Linked DNA regions of Homo sapiens: region 2 is linked to region 1. Evidence: read pairs that join two places in POLR2A ChIA-PET (ENCODE). Cell type or tissue: A673. All regions are shown on one strand.

Region 1 (8,000 bases):
GGATACTTTGCAATCTCATGTAGTCCTAGGATCAACCATTCTGTTAATCTGTTTTGTTTGTTCATTTTTGAGACGTAGTCTTGCTCTGTTGCCCAGGCTGGAGTACAGTTGTGCTATCTCCGCTCACTGAAACTTCAGCCCCTCAGGTTCAAGCGATTCTCCTGCCTCACCCTCCCGAGTAGCTGGGATCACAGGCACCCGCCACCACGCCCGGCTAATTGTTGTATTTTTAGTAGAAATGGGCTTTCCCCATGTTGGCCAGGCTGGTCGTGAACTCCTGACCTCAAGTGATCTGCCCGCCTCATCCTCCTTAAGTGCTGGGATTACAGTCGTGAGCCCCCACACCTGGCCCATTTTGTGAATCTGAATTTTAAAATGGAAAGAGATACTAGGGTCAAACAAATGAGGAACAGGTAAGAGTACACCAAAAGGAAAGTAGGTTTATTTTTCCTCACTCCTCAGCCCATCCCCTCAGCCCAGAGTTATCTGGTTACAGTGCTGCGGGAATTTAACCATAAATAAATGGAATCTGAATTATGCTTGTCAAAGTAAGTGACCAACATCAGCTGATGGTTCTGAGTTTTGGCTTCTGCAGTCGCTATTTTTTTTCTTGCTCAAGTAACTTGAAAAATTACTAATGGACATTGCTAATCCCAGTTATTAGTAAGCTTTAGTCAGGCTCTCTTCGACTACAAAGGGAAAAGTTATTTTCCTATAGGGGAAGATTAATGCACTCAAGTTCCACCAGTTATTCGTCTAAATCCCCAGAGTAACAAGAAGATCCAATGCCTCTGCTTTACTTGAGCCTGGAAATGACTCTGGCATCCCACAAGCACCAATCGGAGTCAGAAGCCCACCCACCCAAAGACTCGGGATTTTATGAACCACAAGTCTGCCGTCCCCACAGACACCCAGCATGGAGGCTTTGTGATAAAACCAAAGTCATTCCCTGTTCAACACTGCTCCCGCCCTGATGCTGCCCGGGGATCGCAGGAGTGCAGGGCTACCTGACCACAATGAAGGCTGTGGGGGCTGTGGGGCAGAGGAGAGGCTGCAGCAGCTCAGTAACAGGTACTCATGTTAGTTATAGCTCTGCTGACACAACGTGTCTTTCCTTCTTTGCTTCTCTCCTCCCTGCCACGCTTCTTTACCTCCTCCACTTGTTCTAGAAAGAATAACCTACAAATGGACAAAAATGACAACATGATTAAGTTAACTAAAAGTGAGTTTATTCGTTAGGACTCTTGCATTGCAGGAGACAGGAATCCCACACTATCTTAAGAAAATATGGGAATGTTCTTGACTCACAGGGAGAAGCAGAGGAGGGATTGGTCTTAAGGATGACAGGAACCCAGGCTTTGCTGTTCCTCCCATCTCTGAGTACTGTACCCTGGCTCCCAGTCTGGCCGTCCCTGGAGCAGGGGTAGTGCCAGGCTGAAGTCTAACTGCCTCGAGATAAGAATGGAAAGGGCTCTGTCAGCGCCAGAGTCACAAGGAAGGCTCTGATTGGCCACCAAGACCAAGTCTCCCGACTGGGGGTGATTATGACAGGCTGAGCCAGGGACTAGGGAGGCAGAATACCAGCGTCCCCTACCAGACCTAAATACTGTGCTGGGAGAGGTAATTTCCTCCAATAGCAGATGTGTGTATACGTCAAGCCAGGAGCACGCACTTGCTGTGGGTGGGCCACAGCTTGGGTGATTATGTTCCAGTCAGCTCTAGGACTCACAAGATACAAACAGACCAAGAGTTCAGGAGAAAGACAACTATTCTTGGTTTAAGACCGAACAGGAATTTCTCTCTAGAGATCTTAGCGTATGTCTTTTTGTTTGTTTGTTTCAAACTATCAAATCCCCAAGGTGGTTAGCACCCATGGAGCCCTGGCCGCTGTAACAAAATGGAGTCCTCTCCAAGAGTTCCCGGTAGAAACAGCACTCTCCATAGTGGCCTTGTGCCCTTCTCCTTGGAGCCCTGACCCAAACAGCCCCTGTGTCTCCTCTCCCTCCAGAGTCCCCTGCGCAAAGCCCAGCTCTGCTAAGGATCACTCTTCTCAAATCCCACGTGATCCCGCTTCTGACTGAATAAAAGTCCCTTCTTTCTGCCTGGCCCTGAAGTAGATCACATCTATGGGCCTCGAGCTCATTCCGTCATTCAGTTATCGAAAAGTCACTGGAAAAAGACTCATGTAAAATCAGCAATTCCTATAACAACCAACACCCCCACTGTTACACCTCACATGGCATAGTCTCTCTTCAGCAAAGATCTGAAGATGTTTGCAATAATAGTCCAAATAACAGCAAATATCACCGGCATGAAATGGAAAGGGGAAGTAGGCTGGCATCCCCTCTCCACATTCCCCTCCCTGGGAGAAGGAGCTCCGCCCACGCAGTGAGGTGGGAGGCAGCCCTGCTCTGCTGCCCAGAGCCTCTGTGGCGCAGGGCGTTCTCCACAGCATCCTTGACAGCCTGTCAGGTGACAGCAGGGTGGCTCAACACAGCACCTGCAATTCTCTAGCAGGAAAGACAGATGCAAAATGTGTGACTGCTTTTTTTCTGGTTCCCAAAATACTTCCCAGGAGAAGGAGCAGAGGAAGGGCCAGGGCAGTGGATCTCAAACGATATGCACACGTGAGTGCACACACATGCTTACACATGCACACACACGCTCACACATGTCCACACGCACACACACATGCACACACGTACGCATGCGCACACGAACACACATGCACACATGTACACACTTTTGCACATGCACACGCACACACGAACACACAAATGCACACACATATGAATGCACACACAAGCACACACACATGCATACACATGCCCTACCCCAAATCCCCCAACCACAGCCTGGGGAAGGAGCCCAGGCACCTCCTGGACCCTCTGAAGCAGGGCCTGAGGGCCACTCTGAGAAACGCTGCTCCTAACTCCAAGGTGCCAGGTCCCCGGCTGCCCTGGACCCACGGGAACAGCCTTCTAGGAAACACACTCTCTTCTGCGGTGAGGGTGGCCTCTGGGGGCCAGGTGTATTAGCTTCAGAGGGCAACAGGGCATGTGCCCAGGAAATTGTGGACTTTTTGCAATTTTCCAGAAGATTCTGGAAAGCAAACCACGTTGACGGTGCTACAGCTGTGTGTCTGGTATTTGCACTAACATCAAGGAAGAGACAGGAACGAATGTGAGTGGAGCCTCTGCCAGCCCTGCTGCCTGCAAACACCTGGGCATCCTTCTCTCCTTTTTGCTCAGTGGCTACGTGGCTTGCCTGCAGTCACACCAGCAGCAAGCAGCCAGGCAGGTCTGACTCCAGAGCCCAGGCTCCTTCCTGTGCACCTCTTTAAAGTCCCAAGGCCAGCGCACACAGAGGCACGTCCCTGGGTGGTGTCATTAGGGAAGCAACCAAAAGGAACCGCAGCCCTGGCCCCTACTTCTTCTGCAGAGGCTGAAATTCCACCATTAGTAATTACTTTCCTGGGAGGAAAAGTATATTAGGGTTCTCCAGAAAAACAGAGGCAATAGTGTTTGTATATGTATGTGTGTATGTATAATGTACATACATATACTTATATATGTGTATATCGCAGCCATTCTTTAAACTTACTCCCCTCCCTCCCACCGCGTGCACACACACACACACAGAGGAGAGAGAGATTGATAAGATTGATTCACTTTAAGGGACGAGCTTGTGATTATGGGGGCTGCCAAGCCTGAAATCTGCAGGACAGGCCAGCAGGCTGGAAATTCAGGTGCGAGCTGAGGTTGTAGCTTTGAGTCAGAAGGCTGTCTGGAGGCAGAATTCCTTTTTCCCTGGGGCATCTGAGTCTTTTCTCCCATGGCCTCCAAATGACTGGATGTGACCCACCCTGCTGTGGAGGATGGAGGGTGATCTGTTTTCAGTCCACTCATTTAGACGTTCATCTCATTTGAAAAAGGCCTTCACGGAAGCATGTGACCGGCATTTGACCAAACAGCTGAGCACCGCAGCCTGGCCACATTGACATTTAACGTTAGCCATGGCAGAGCCCATTAAATCGGCATGTGGGGCTCCGTGCAGAGCCACAACACCCTGGCTCTGACCTGCCGCTGATGGCTGTTAGCCTGGTGATCTCCAACAGGGCCGCTGTGTAAGTCACTCAGCCTTTTCAAACCTTGTATTTGTGTGTGGCAGGGTAGGGGTGGGGATATAATTCTTACTGTAAGAATGAAATGAGCTGACATCCATGAACACACCGTGAAATGGAAAATCCTCCACGCCTGTGTTTCTCACTCTGTGGTGGGAGTGGGTTCAGCTGGTATTTTCCTGTCTGCATGTCCACTGGATCATCACTCCCAGGCTCCTGTAGAGGAAGGGCCCTATTGATCTGCCATCAGTAGGATGGGCATTTGGCGGCTCAATCAGTGCAGATGGGTTTCTGGTGACTCATCGCACAGCATGCGCTCAATAAGTATTTATTGCCTGAGTGCGGGAAGACAAGGCAGCCACTCCTTGTACTCACCACACAAACTTTGGTGTCCGACTCAGTTCTCCAAGAGTCCAGAGAGAAAGGGAGAGAGCATCCTCAACAGACTCCTCGACGGTCTGATGGCAAGGACCTTGGAAATCACCCCACCTGGCGGTCTCACTTCACAGATGAAGGCGGTGGAGGCTCAGAGAGGCACGTGCCTGCCAAGTCTGGCATGGGATGGTCGCCGGTCCAGGACCGGGGCCCAGGCCTCCTGCCCAACATCAATAAATAGGACAGAAATTACTGTGAAAGTCTATCTCCTCCTCCACTGCTTCACATCTTTTCCAGAATAAATGCCATATAGAAAAAAAAAAGATTTAAATGTAATATGATTTTTTATGTTAAAAAAAGGAAACAGTACAAATGCAGAAGTAAATATGGGAGAGATTTTAAAAATAATTTTGAAGTAGGAAGGGCTTCTCTAAATATGGCAGAAAACCCCAAATAGCCATAACAAATAAATTAATGAAATAAAACATATAAAAAGAAAAAATCCTGCATGGAGAAAAGGCATAATAAACAAAGTCAGAAGACAAAAAATAACTGGGAAGAAATATTTGCCACCCACTGATGAGGAGCTAATCTCTTTATATATAAAGAGTGCCTATAAGTAGATAAGAAAATGATCCACTACCCAATAGGAGAATAGGCAAAAATCACAAATAGACAACAGACAGAAAGAGAACTCAAAAAAGACACGCGAATGTGTAAAAAGATGTGCATTCTTATTTATCACAAGAAAAATACACAGTAAAAGTGCGAGATACTATTTTCACCTAAGAGGTGGGCAAATATCAAAAAGTTAGAAATAGATTTGTGTCGATGAAGGTGTAGAGAGACAGGCGTGTTCATACACTGTGGGTGAGAGTGCAAACGGATGAACGTCCCAAGGAAAACAAATCACTGGTCTATGAAACTGAATCATGTCTTCACACCTTGTTCTAGCAAGTCCCTGTCTAAGCATTTGTCCTTCGGCACACTCCAAAATGTGTGAAATGACATGTGCACAGCATTCCAGCATTGGAAACAGCCTACATTTTCATCAGTAGAGGACTGCACACATAAATACAAGGTAATACATAAGTAATGATAATAAATTATGCAATGCTCGTACCATGGAATACTAGGCAGCCATTCTCAGGAATGAAGCAGCTCTCTATGAAAGGATATACACAATCTTCAAGACTTACTGCTGAGTTGGAAGAAAAGATAGAGGACATCATCAACAGCAGGCCTCCTCTGTGGGGGGAGAATGTCCACATGGACCTCAGCCTCCCACTCCCCTCCAGAGTCCGTCTCACCTTTTCTCGCCCTTCAAACCTCCCATCCACAGGTGGCACTGCCTCTTATTCACGGGGAAAACAGAAGCGCTCAGGAAAGAGCCTCACAAGCTCCCTGACTGTGTCTCCCAGGCTGCATTCGACGCGGTCCCTTCCAGTCACCTGGGTGATCTGTCCCATCTCCCACCTGTTGGCGGCCGGCCACGCCGCTGGTTCAGCTCATCTCTCTTGTCTATGAGGTTTTCCCCTCTCTTTCCCGCACCGTCGACACAACTCCCTCCCCTGAATGTTACAGGGTTGTTAGCACACAAACATGCCGTAATATCCCCCATCTTTTTTTTTTTTTTTTTTAAGACAGGGTCTCACTCTGTCACTCAGGCTGGAGTGCAGTAGTGTGATCTTGGCTCACTGCAGCCTTGACCTCCTGAGCTCAAACGATCCTCCCACCTCAGCCTCCTGAGTAGCTGGGACCACAGGCGTGTGCCACCACACCTGGCTAATTTTTGAATTTTTTGTAGAGATGGGGTTTTGCCATATTTCCCAGGCTGGTCTTGAACTCCTGATCTGAGGTGATCCACCAGCCTTGGCCTCCCAAAGTGCTGGGATTGCAAGCATGAGCCATCGTGCCTGGCCATATCCCTCACGTGAAAAAAAAAAAAAAAAGCCCTCTCTTGACCCACATTTTTCCCTGCTCACCACCTCATTCTCTGCTCCCTCATACAGCAAAGTTCCTAGAAATAGTTCTCACTATTCACCACGTCCTTTCCTCTGGATGTCCAGAGCCAGTCCCAGCAGGCTACTGCTCTCAAGCTCCTCTGCTCCTGCAAGCTAACCAGTGGCCTCCAGGTCACCATCAACTCTGCCTCTTCTTCTAACTCACTGCTTCTTCTCTCCCTTGCTCTCTGCAGGCCACTTTCTCCCAATTCCCTGATGACTCCCTGGCTGTTCTTTCCTGGTCCCTTTGTTGGCTCTTTCTTATCTCCCCAGCCTCCAGCTGTTGGAGGCTGCGAGGTACAGTCCCAACCTCTTTGCTGTCTACATTCTCATCCTAGACCATCTCTTCCCACCTCACAGCTTTAAATTCCATCCCTTGGTTGACGACTTCCAAACAAGCGTCTCTTGTCACCCTGACCCCTGTCTCTCTGGACTCTTCACTTGGGTGTTTGATGTATGTCTGAAGTTTACTGTATCCAAAAGCAAACTGTTTCCCCAGCCCCTCCCTGCCCCTGCCGTCCCAGTAAGTGGGATCATTCCAGGTGCTCCCATGCTGCCCTTTCCTCCTCTCAGACCCCACATCCAATCTATCAGCAAATTCTGGGGATTCTGTCTTCAAAACATATCCAGAAATAACAATGCCTTCTTGCCACTGCTCCTCTCCCACCCTGGCCTGAGCACTGTCACCTCCTGCCTGATGACACGATGGCCTTCTTACTGTGCTCCCCTGTTCTTTCCCTGTTGCTTGCACAGTCTTTTCTCTCCATAGCAGCCAGGCTGCTAAGGTCCTTTAAAAACGTGAATCAGATTGTGTCATTCTTCTAGTTGATGTTCTCCAACATGATCTCATCTCACTCAGATAAAAGCCAAGGCCCTTACTGTCCAATATGTTAAGTCCTACCACTCTTTCTCTCACCAACTTCAAACACCCCGATCTCACCCTTCTGTTTTGGAATCCTCTCCCCAGCGACCCACATGGCTCACCCCACCATGTCCGTCAGAGGTCTGCTCGAGTATTCCGTGACTCTAGGGCCACAGTCAAGGCTGCCCGGCAGACGCTGGGCCCACTGAGGGAGGGTCAGGCTAGTGGGGCCACAGCCACAGAGGCAGGAAATGCTTCCCATGATGCTGCTCAAGGCAAAATAACAGCAGAAGAATCCCCTGGCTTCTGTTGCCCTCCTACTCTTCCATTCTCTCCTATTGGCCAAAGCTCGCCGGACACCAGTTGGTGAAAGATCCTGGGACTAGAGGCCCTGGCAGTCCATAGCCGGGCAGGTCAGGGAATGGATCTAAGAGCAGAGGGAACCGGCCACACAAAAATAGATCCCCACGCAAATGAGCACAGCCCCATACTGGACCGTAAGTCAGTCTTTGGGGAAATGGTTACCATGACACCGTTCTAGAGATGTGTCAGTGAACATCTTGGTGAACAGTTTGCACCAGCTTCTTAAACCTGAAAGATAAAGAATAGGGTTGAAACCAATGGTCCTACCGAGGCG
Region 2 (8,000 bases), 470 kb after region 1:
TGAAATTCCCAGACCCGGGTCAGCCCACAGACCTGGCACCCTTTGAATGTGAAGGCCAGGCATCCTTGAAGAGGGCAGCTGCTATAATATCACATGTGTATTCTGACTTTTTTTTTTTGGGGGGGGACAGAGTCTCACTCTGTTGCCCAGGTTGGAATGCAGTGGTGCAATCTTGGCTCACTGCAACCTCTGCCTCTTGGGTTCAAGCGATTCTCCTGCCTCAGCCTCCTGAGTAGCTGGGATTACAGGTACATGCCACTGTGCTGGCTAATTTTTGAATTTTTAGTAGAGATGGGGTTTCACCATGTTGGCCAGGCTGGTCTTGAACTTCTGACCTCCTGTGATCTACCTGCCTCAGCCTCCCAAATGCTGGGATTACAGGCGTGGGCCACCATGCCCAGCCTTTCTGTGACTTAACTTTAAAAACTCTGACCTTTGAGCCAGGTGGGTGCTCATGTCTATAGTCCCAGCTACTCGAGAAGCTGTGGTGGGAGGACTGGTTGAGCCCAAGAGTCCGAGGCTGCAATGAGCTATGATCATACCAGTGCACTCCAACCAGGGTGAAAGAGTGAGACTCCATCTCTTAAAAAAGAAAAGGTAAGGTATTTAAGCCTTCTCTCCTTGGAATTAAACTTGGTGCAAAAGCACACTGGGAAAAAGCAGGCTGGAGCCAAGTCCACTTGCAGCAACATCGTGGAGATGATTCCACAAGGCCCAGCTGCCGAGCTCCCTGGCATCTCCCTAGTGCTTATCCTTCAAATCTGGATATTTATCTCTATCTTCTCTTGCTCTCTTTTCAATAAATCCATTTTTCTTGCTTAAACTCACTAAACTCATTTATTTCACCGCAACCAGAGAATCTGGATGGTTCCCACTTTCTCCCTTTTTCTGCTCCCAGCAACATAAAGGCGGGTGTGGAGTGGATGGCCCCACCAGCCCTGGCTCCCACTAGGAAGGACACTGAACTCACACAAAATACCCTTTGTAGGATTAGCAACCCCAGCACTCCTTAAGCTGGGCTTCAGAATCCACACAAAGAATAAGCAAAGGCATAATTTTGTGGGCAGTTAGAAATCCTATGGAGTGAGTGGAAACAGACATTCCTGCATGGGGCTCCCTCCTCGTCCCTCCCAGTCACACACACACTCTAACCACGGTGCCTTACTGTGGCAGATAAGAACAAAAGCCCCTTTCAAGACATGTGGTGCCTATGTGCAGAAGGTCTGAGATCTCCATCTGGGCTGGGAGAACTGTGCCAGGTGCCAAGAGCCTTGCCGTGGCTTGCTTGTCTCGGTCCTCAGAAATGCACTGAGAATGGAGGAAGCGGTCAAGGAAGGGTCTTCCAAGTCCTTTGGATTTTCTCCTTAACATCTGGTATCTCCCAGGTCTGAGGCTGGAAGGATTTGTGATATTTTTCCCATTCTGTGGGTTGATTTTTCACTTTCTTGATAGCATACTTTGAAGCACAAGAGCTTTTCATTTTGATGAAGTCTGATTTTTTTTCCTTGTTTGCTTATTCTCTAGGTGTATCTAAGAAGTCATTGCCTAATCCAAGATTAAGAAAACTTACACCTGTGTTTTCTTCTAAAAGCATTAGAGCTTTAGCTCGTACATTTAGGTCTTTGATTCATTTTTAGTTAATTTTTCTATATGGTATGAGGTAGAGGCCCAAATGTATCCTGCATATGGCTATCCAGTGGTCCCAGCAGCATTTTTTGTAAAGATTACTCTTTCCCCTGCTGAATGGTCCATACATGTCTGGGCTCTCAATTCTATTCTATTAATCTATATGCCTATCCTCATGCCATACATTGATTGACTTTTGGATGTTAAACCAACCTTGAATTCCTGGGATAAACCTTGGTTACCATGTTTTATTGTTTTTATACATTCTTGAACTCAATTGCTAAAATTTTTAAAAGAATTTTTGCATCTATGCTCATGATAAATATTGGTGTGTAATTTTCTTATTTCTATTTTTATTTATTTTATTTTATTTTATTTTATTTTATTTTATTTTATTTTATTTTATTTTATTTTATTTTTTGAGATGGAGTCTTGCTCTGTCGCCCAGGCTGGAGTGCAGTGGCACGATCTCAGCTCACTGCAAGCTCTGCCTCCCGGGTTCAGGCCATTCTCCTGCCTCAGCCTCTGGAGTAGCTGGGACTACAGGCATCTGCCACCACGCCCGACTAATTTTTTGTATTTTTAGTAGAGACGGGGTTTCACCGTGTTAGCCAGGATGGTCTCGATTTCCTGACCTCGTGATCCACCCGCCTCAGCCTCCCAAAGTGCTAGGATTACAGGCGTGAGCCACCACACCCGGACTTTATTTATTTTTTGAGACAGGGTTTTGCTCTGTCACCCAAGCTGGAATGCAGTGGTGCGATCACAACTCACTGCAGCCTCAACCTCCCAGGCTCAAGTGATCCTCCCACCTCAGTCTCCCAAGCAGCTGAAACTACAGGAACATGCCACCATGCCAGCTGATTTTTTAAAATGTTAATACAGATGAGGTCTTGCTGTGTTGCTCAGGCTGGTCTCAAATTCCTGGACTCAAGTGATCTTCCTGCCCTGGCCTCCCAAAGTGGTGGGATTACAGGCATGAGTCACGGTGTCCAGCCTATAATTTTCTTTACAAATAATGTCTCTGATTTTGGTATCAGGGTAATACCAGCCTCATGGAATAAATTGAGAAGTGTTCCCACCTCTTCAGTTTTCTGGGAAATTTTGTGGAGAATTGGTATTATTTCTTCCTTAAATGTTTTATGCAATTCCCCAGTAAAACCACCTAGGCCTTGAATTTTCTTTGTGGAACGTTTTATCCAGATATTCGATTTTAAAAATAAATAAAAATAGATATAGAGCTATTTTGATTACATACTCTTCTTGATGCAACTTTGGTAGTTTGTGCGTTTTATGTTTTTGTGATGGGGTACAATGAGTTTCTTGAATCTATGGACTTATTCATCAAATTTGGAAACTTTTCAGCCATTATTTCTTCAAATATTTTTTCTGTTACCTCCTTTTTCTCCTCTTCTACAAGGACTCCAATTACATATATTTAGGGTACCTGTCCCACAGATCACTGATTTTTTTTTTCATTTTTAAGTTCCTTTTTCTTTCTGTTTTTCATTTTGGATAGTTTCTCCTGCTGTGTCTTTAAGTTTACTAATATTTTCTTCTGTATCATCTAATCTGCTGTTAATCCCACCCAGTGTTGTTTAATTCCAGATATTGCTTTCATCTCTAGATGTTCAATTTTGAACTGTTTGATATCTTCCATGTTCCTACATAAGTTTTTGAACATATGGAATACAGTACAATCACTGAATAACTGTCCTTTTTTTTTTTTTTTTTTTTTGAGATGGTGTCTCACTCTCTCGCCAGGCTGGAGTGCAGTAGTGCGATCTTAGCTCACTGCAACCTCTGCCTCCCAGGTTCAAGAGATTCTCCTGCTTCAGCCTCCTGAGTACGGGGACTACAGGCGCGTGCCACCATGCCTGGCTAATTTTTGTATTATTAGGAGAGACAGGGTTTCACCATATTGGCCGAGCTGGTCTCGAACTCCTGACCTCATGATCTGCCCACTCCGGCCTCCCAAAGTGCTGGGATTACAGGTGTGAGCCACTGTGCCTGGCCAATAACTGTCCTTTAAAAAATTATTTTCAACTTTTATTTTGGGTTCAAGGGTACATGTGCAGGTTTGTTACATGGGTAAACTCGTGTCATAGGGACTTGTTGTACAAATTACTTCATCACCCAAGTACTAAGCCAGGTACCCAACAGTTATTTTTTCTGATCCTCTCCCTCCTCCCACCTGCTACCCCCAAGTAGGCCCCAGTATCTGTTATTCCCCTCTTTGTGTCCATATGTTCTTTTCTTTTCTTTTCTTTTTTTTTGAGATGGAATCCCACTCTGTTCAAGGCTGGAGTGCAGTGGCATGATCTCAGCTCACTGCAGTCTCTGCCTCCCTGGTTCAAGTGGTTCTCCTGCCTAAGCCTCCCGAGTAGCTGGGATTACAGCTGCATGCCACCACACCCGGCTAATTTTTGTATTTTTAGTAGAGACAGGGTATCACCATGTTGGCCAGGCTGGTCTTGAACTCCTGACCTCATGATCCGCCTGCCTTGGCCTCCCAAAGTGCTGGGATTACAGGCATGAGCCACTGCACCCGGCCCCATGTGTTCTTATCCACAGCAACTGTCTTCACGCCTCTGTCTGCACTATTCTCCACTCTGTGCAGATGCTGAGTTGCCTCTGACCCTATCCTACTTGGAGTCGTTTCCTCCCATGCACGTGCTGACGGACACTCAGCTGATGTGGAGGGGGAACCTGTGTAGCGCTCCAGGGCTCTCCCTTCTCTAGTCCTCTGTCCTGCTCACTCCAGTCCCTTAGTTCTCCCTAGACACTCAGCTGTTTCCTCAACCAAGGAAGTCCACTGGGCTCCGTCTGGGATCCCCGTTCCTGCTCTGTGGTCTGGACATTCTCTCAAGGCAGTAAACCGGGCCAGTCATCGGCTCGCCTCATTTTTTCCCGTCTCTTGGGGATTGCTGTCCTTCACCACCTGGTGTACAGTGTCTTGAAAACAATTGCTTCATATATTTTGTGTTTGTTTAGGGTTGTTTCAGAGAGGAGGCAGGAGGGTAAATGGGTCCTTGTTACTCCCTCTTGGCCAGAAGCAGAAGTCAAAGTGAGTGAATTTTGAAAGCTGTTTTAAAACTGCATTCCCTCTATCTCATTAGCCTCTGACATTTCTCTGAAGTTGCCAGGAAGAGGCTGTATGGGGGATAAAGTGAAAATTTGGGGGGATGGGATGTTTACCAGCTGGCTTTCTCCAGAACCGCCCTGTCCTTATAACATAGCCCTGGTGAGAGACCCAGGAAGGGCCCAGACGTTCCAGTCCCAGGTGTTGGGGGACCACAGAAACCTATGCGCATCCCAATTCCGGACCTCCCTCTGTGCCTAGGGCCAGGCTCCAAGCAGCAACTCTCTAACTCAGCTGGGCCTGACTCTGGACTCCAGGGCTAGAGGCAGTGACCAACAGAGACCAGGACAAAGACTTCCTAGCAGGAGCAGACGATCTGGTCTCTTGACGCTGCCTCCTTTGAAATGCGGAACCTGACTGGAATAGACATTGACCCCTTGGAGCCAGATGGAGAGAACGCTGTTCTGAATGTGAGGGAGTGGGAGGTGTGGGGGAGATCTGAGCCCTTGAGCGCATGGCCTGGCTCAGGGACACCAGGGCTCTCTGGACATCTAGCGCTGCTCCCATCCTTCTCTGGACTCCAGCAACACTGACAATCTAGACACATGTACATACTGGGTTCTAAGGGTATATGGCCATATGTTATTCTCCAAACATTAAATACTTTTAATTCTCTGATATTGTTCTGCAAACATTAATCACAGTAGTAATAATAGAGGTGCTTCATAGAGCTTTTTCTTTTTAATGGCACAAAATAAGTTTTATGTGTGTACGTGGTAAAACACACATAACATAAAATTTACCATCATAACCATTTTAAATTGTGCAATCCAGTGGCATTAAGCATATTTACAATGTTATGCAACCATCACCACTGTCTGGTTATAGAACATTTCATCACCCCAAACCGAAACCTGGTGCCCAGGAAGGAGTGACTCCCTATTCCCCTCCTCCAAGCTCTGGGCAGCCACTGATCTGCTCCCCTCTGTAGGGATTGGTCCATTCTGGAGATTTCACATCAGTGGAGTCATACATTGGTCTTTTGTGTCTGGCTTCTTTCACTTAGCATGTTTTCTAGGCTCAACCATGTTGTAGAATGCATCAGTGCTTCCTTTTGGAGCTAATACTCTTCCATTGTATGAACATAGCACGTTTTGTTGATCTGTTTATCTGTTCATGGAAACTTGGGTTGTTTCCACCTTTTGGCTATTGTGGATGGAGCTGCTATGAACATTAAGTCCAAATTTCTGTTTGAACACCTGTTTTCAATTCTCTGAGGTATGTACCTAGGAGTAGAATTACTAGATCATATGGTAATTCTGTGTTTAACCTTACTGAGGAACCTCCACACTCTTTTCCAAAGTGGCAGTACCATCTTACATTCCCACCAACATTGCATGAGTGTTACAATTTCTCCACATCCTCACCAGCCCTTGTGATTTTCCATTTTAAAAATGATGGCCCAGACTAGTGGATATGAAGTGATATCTCACTGTATGTATGGTTTTTTAAAAACAGCTTTGGCTGGGCCGGTGGCTCACGCCTGTAATCCCAGCACTTTGGGAGGCTGAGGCGGGCGGATCATGAGGTCAGGAGTTTGAGACCAGCCTGACCAACATGGTGAAACTCCATCTCTACTAAAAATACAAAAATTAACTGGCCATGGTGGCGTGTGCCTGTAATTCCAGCTACTCAGGAGGCTGAGGCAGGAGAATCGCTTGAACTCAGGAGGTGGAGGTTGCAGTGAGCCGAGATCGCGCCACTGCACTCCAGCCTGGACAACAGAGTGAGACTCCATCTAAATAAAAAACAAAAACAAAAACAAAAAAACCCCCAGCTTTATGGAGAAATAGTTCACATACTGTATAGCTGATCCATGTAAAGTGTACAATTCAATGGTTTTTTAATATATTCACAGATATATTAAAATAAGCAACCAGTACCACAGTCCATTTTAGAACATTTTCATCACCCCAAAAAGGAACCGTGTATACTATACCCATCACTTCTCCACTCCCCAGACCTCTTCCCCAAGCCCTAGGCAACCACTAACCAACTATCTCTGTAGACTCCCTTGTTCTGGACCGTGCAGATGAATGGAATCAGGTAATATGTGGTCTTTGGTGACTGACTTCTCTCACTTAATCTGTTTTCAAGGTCCCTGCACGTGGTACCGTTTATCAGCACCTCACTCTTTGTCATGGCGGAACAGTATTCCATTATATGCATATGCCACATTTAGTTAATCTACTCATGGGCTGATGAACCGTGGGGCTGTTTCTTCCCTTGTCTATTAGGAATAATGCTCATTTCTCTTGGGTATATATGGAATTGCTGGGTCACATTATAACTCTATGTTTAATCATTCGAGGGACTGCCAGACGGTCACATAGCAGCTGCACCATCTTACATTCTCACCAGCAGTGTGTGAGGGTTGATTTTTCCACATCCTCACCCACACTTATTTTATTTTTCCCATCCTATGATTACCCATCGTAGTGGGTGTTAAGTGGCATCTCACTGTACTTTTGATTTGCATTTCCTTTATGACTAATGACAGTGAGCATCTTTTCTTTTCTTTCTTTTTTGAGACGGAGTTTCACTCTTGTTGCCTAGGCTGGAGTGCAATGGCACGATCTTAGCTCACTGCAACCTCTGCCTCACAGGTTCAAGCAATTCTCCAGCCTCAGCCTCCTGAGTAGCTGGATTACAGGCGCCTGCCACCACACCTGGCTAATTTTTTCTATTTTTAGTAGAAACGGGGTTTCACCATGTTGGCCAGGCTGGTCTCAAACTCCTGACCTCAGGTGATCCGCCCACCTCCGCCTCCCACAGTGCTGGGATTACAGGCGTGAGCCACCGCGCCCGGCCAACAGTGAGCATCTCTTCACATGCTCATTCGTCACGAGCACATCTTTGGGGAAACGTCAAGTCCTTTTTCCATTTTAAAACTGGGTGGCGGTCTTTCATTGTTGAATTGTAGGAGTTTTTTAATATGTTCTGGATTGTAGACCTTTGTCAGATACGTGATTTTCTCCCATCATATGGGTTGTCTTTTCATTCTCTTGACAGTGTCTTTTGATGCACACGTTTTGAATTTTAATGAAGTCCAATTTATTTTCCATAGAGCCTCTTGTATGGTTTTAAAACTTATAGTGCTTATAAGATAGTACAAATATAGATACAAAGAATAATCTAATGAAACCACATGTACCCACTACTAAGATTTCACATAATCATTTGACTTCAGACTTTCAGTGACTGAGTTTTTAGGTGTGGGCAGGTATTTCTG

The links. ChIA-PET counts read pairs that join two places held together with the same protein. Peaks named below come from ENCODE experiments on the same cell type or tissue, not always from the same donor. Only the 100,000 strongest peaks of a DNase experiment are listed, where the experiment ranks them.
Region 2: POLR2A ChIA-PET joins it to region 1 with 16 read pairs; 3 of 35 experiments call an interaction of 5 or more read pairs at or near these places.

What each region holds. Positions count from the first base shown.
Region 1 is chr7:151,884,906-151,892,905 of GRCh38, reverse strand. No RefSeq gene overlaps it. Among named protein-coding and RNA genes, the nearest start is that of PRKAG2, 12 kb to the right of the region's middle. RefSeq lists enhancers at 2,068-2,568, 3,537-4,348, 4,349-5,160. In A673, no CTCF peak of the experiment used is centred here; a DNase peak (open chromatin) is centred at 4,445.
Region 2 is chr7:151,413,520-151,421,519 of GRCh38, reverse strand. No RefSeq gene overlaps it. Among named protein-coding and RNA genes, the nearest start is that of WDR86, 7.5 kb to the right of the region's middle. In A673, no CTCF peak of the experiment used is centred here; no DNase peak of the experiment used is centred here; H3K27me3 peaks cover 282 bases.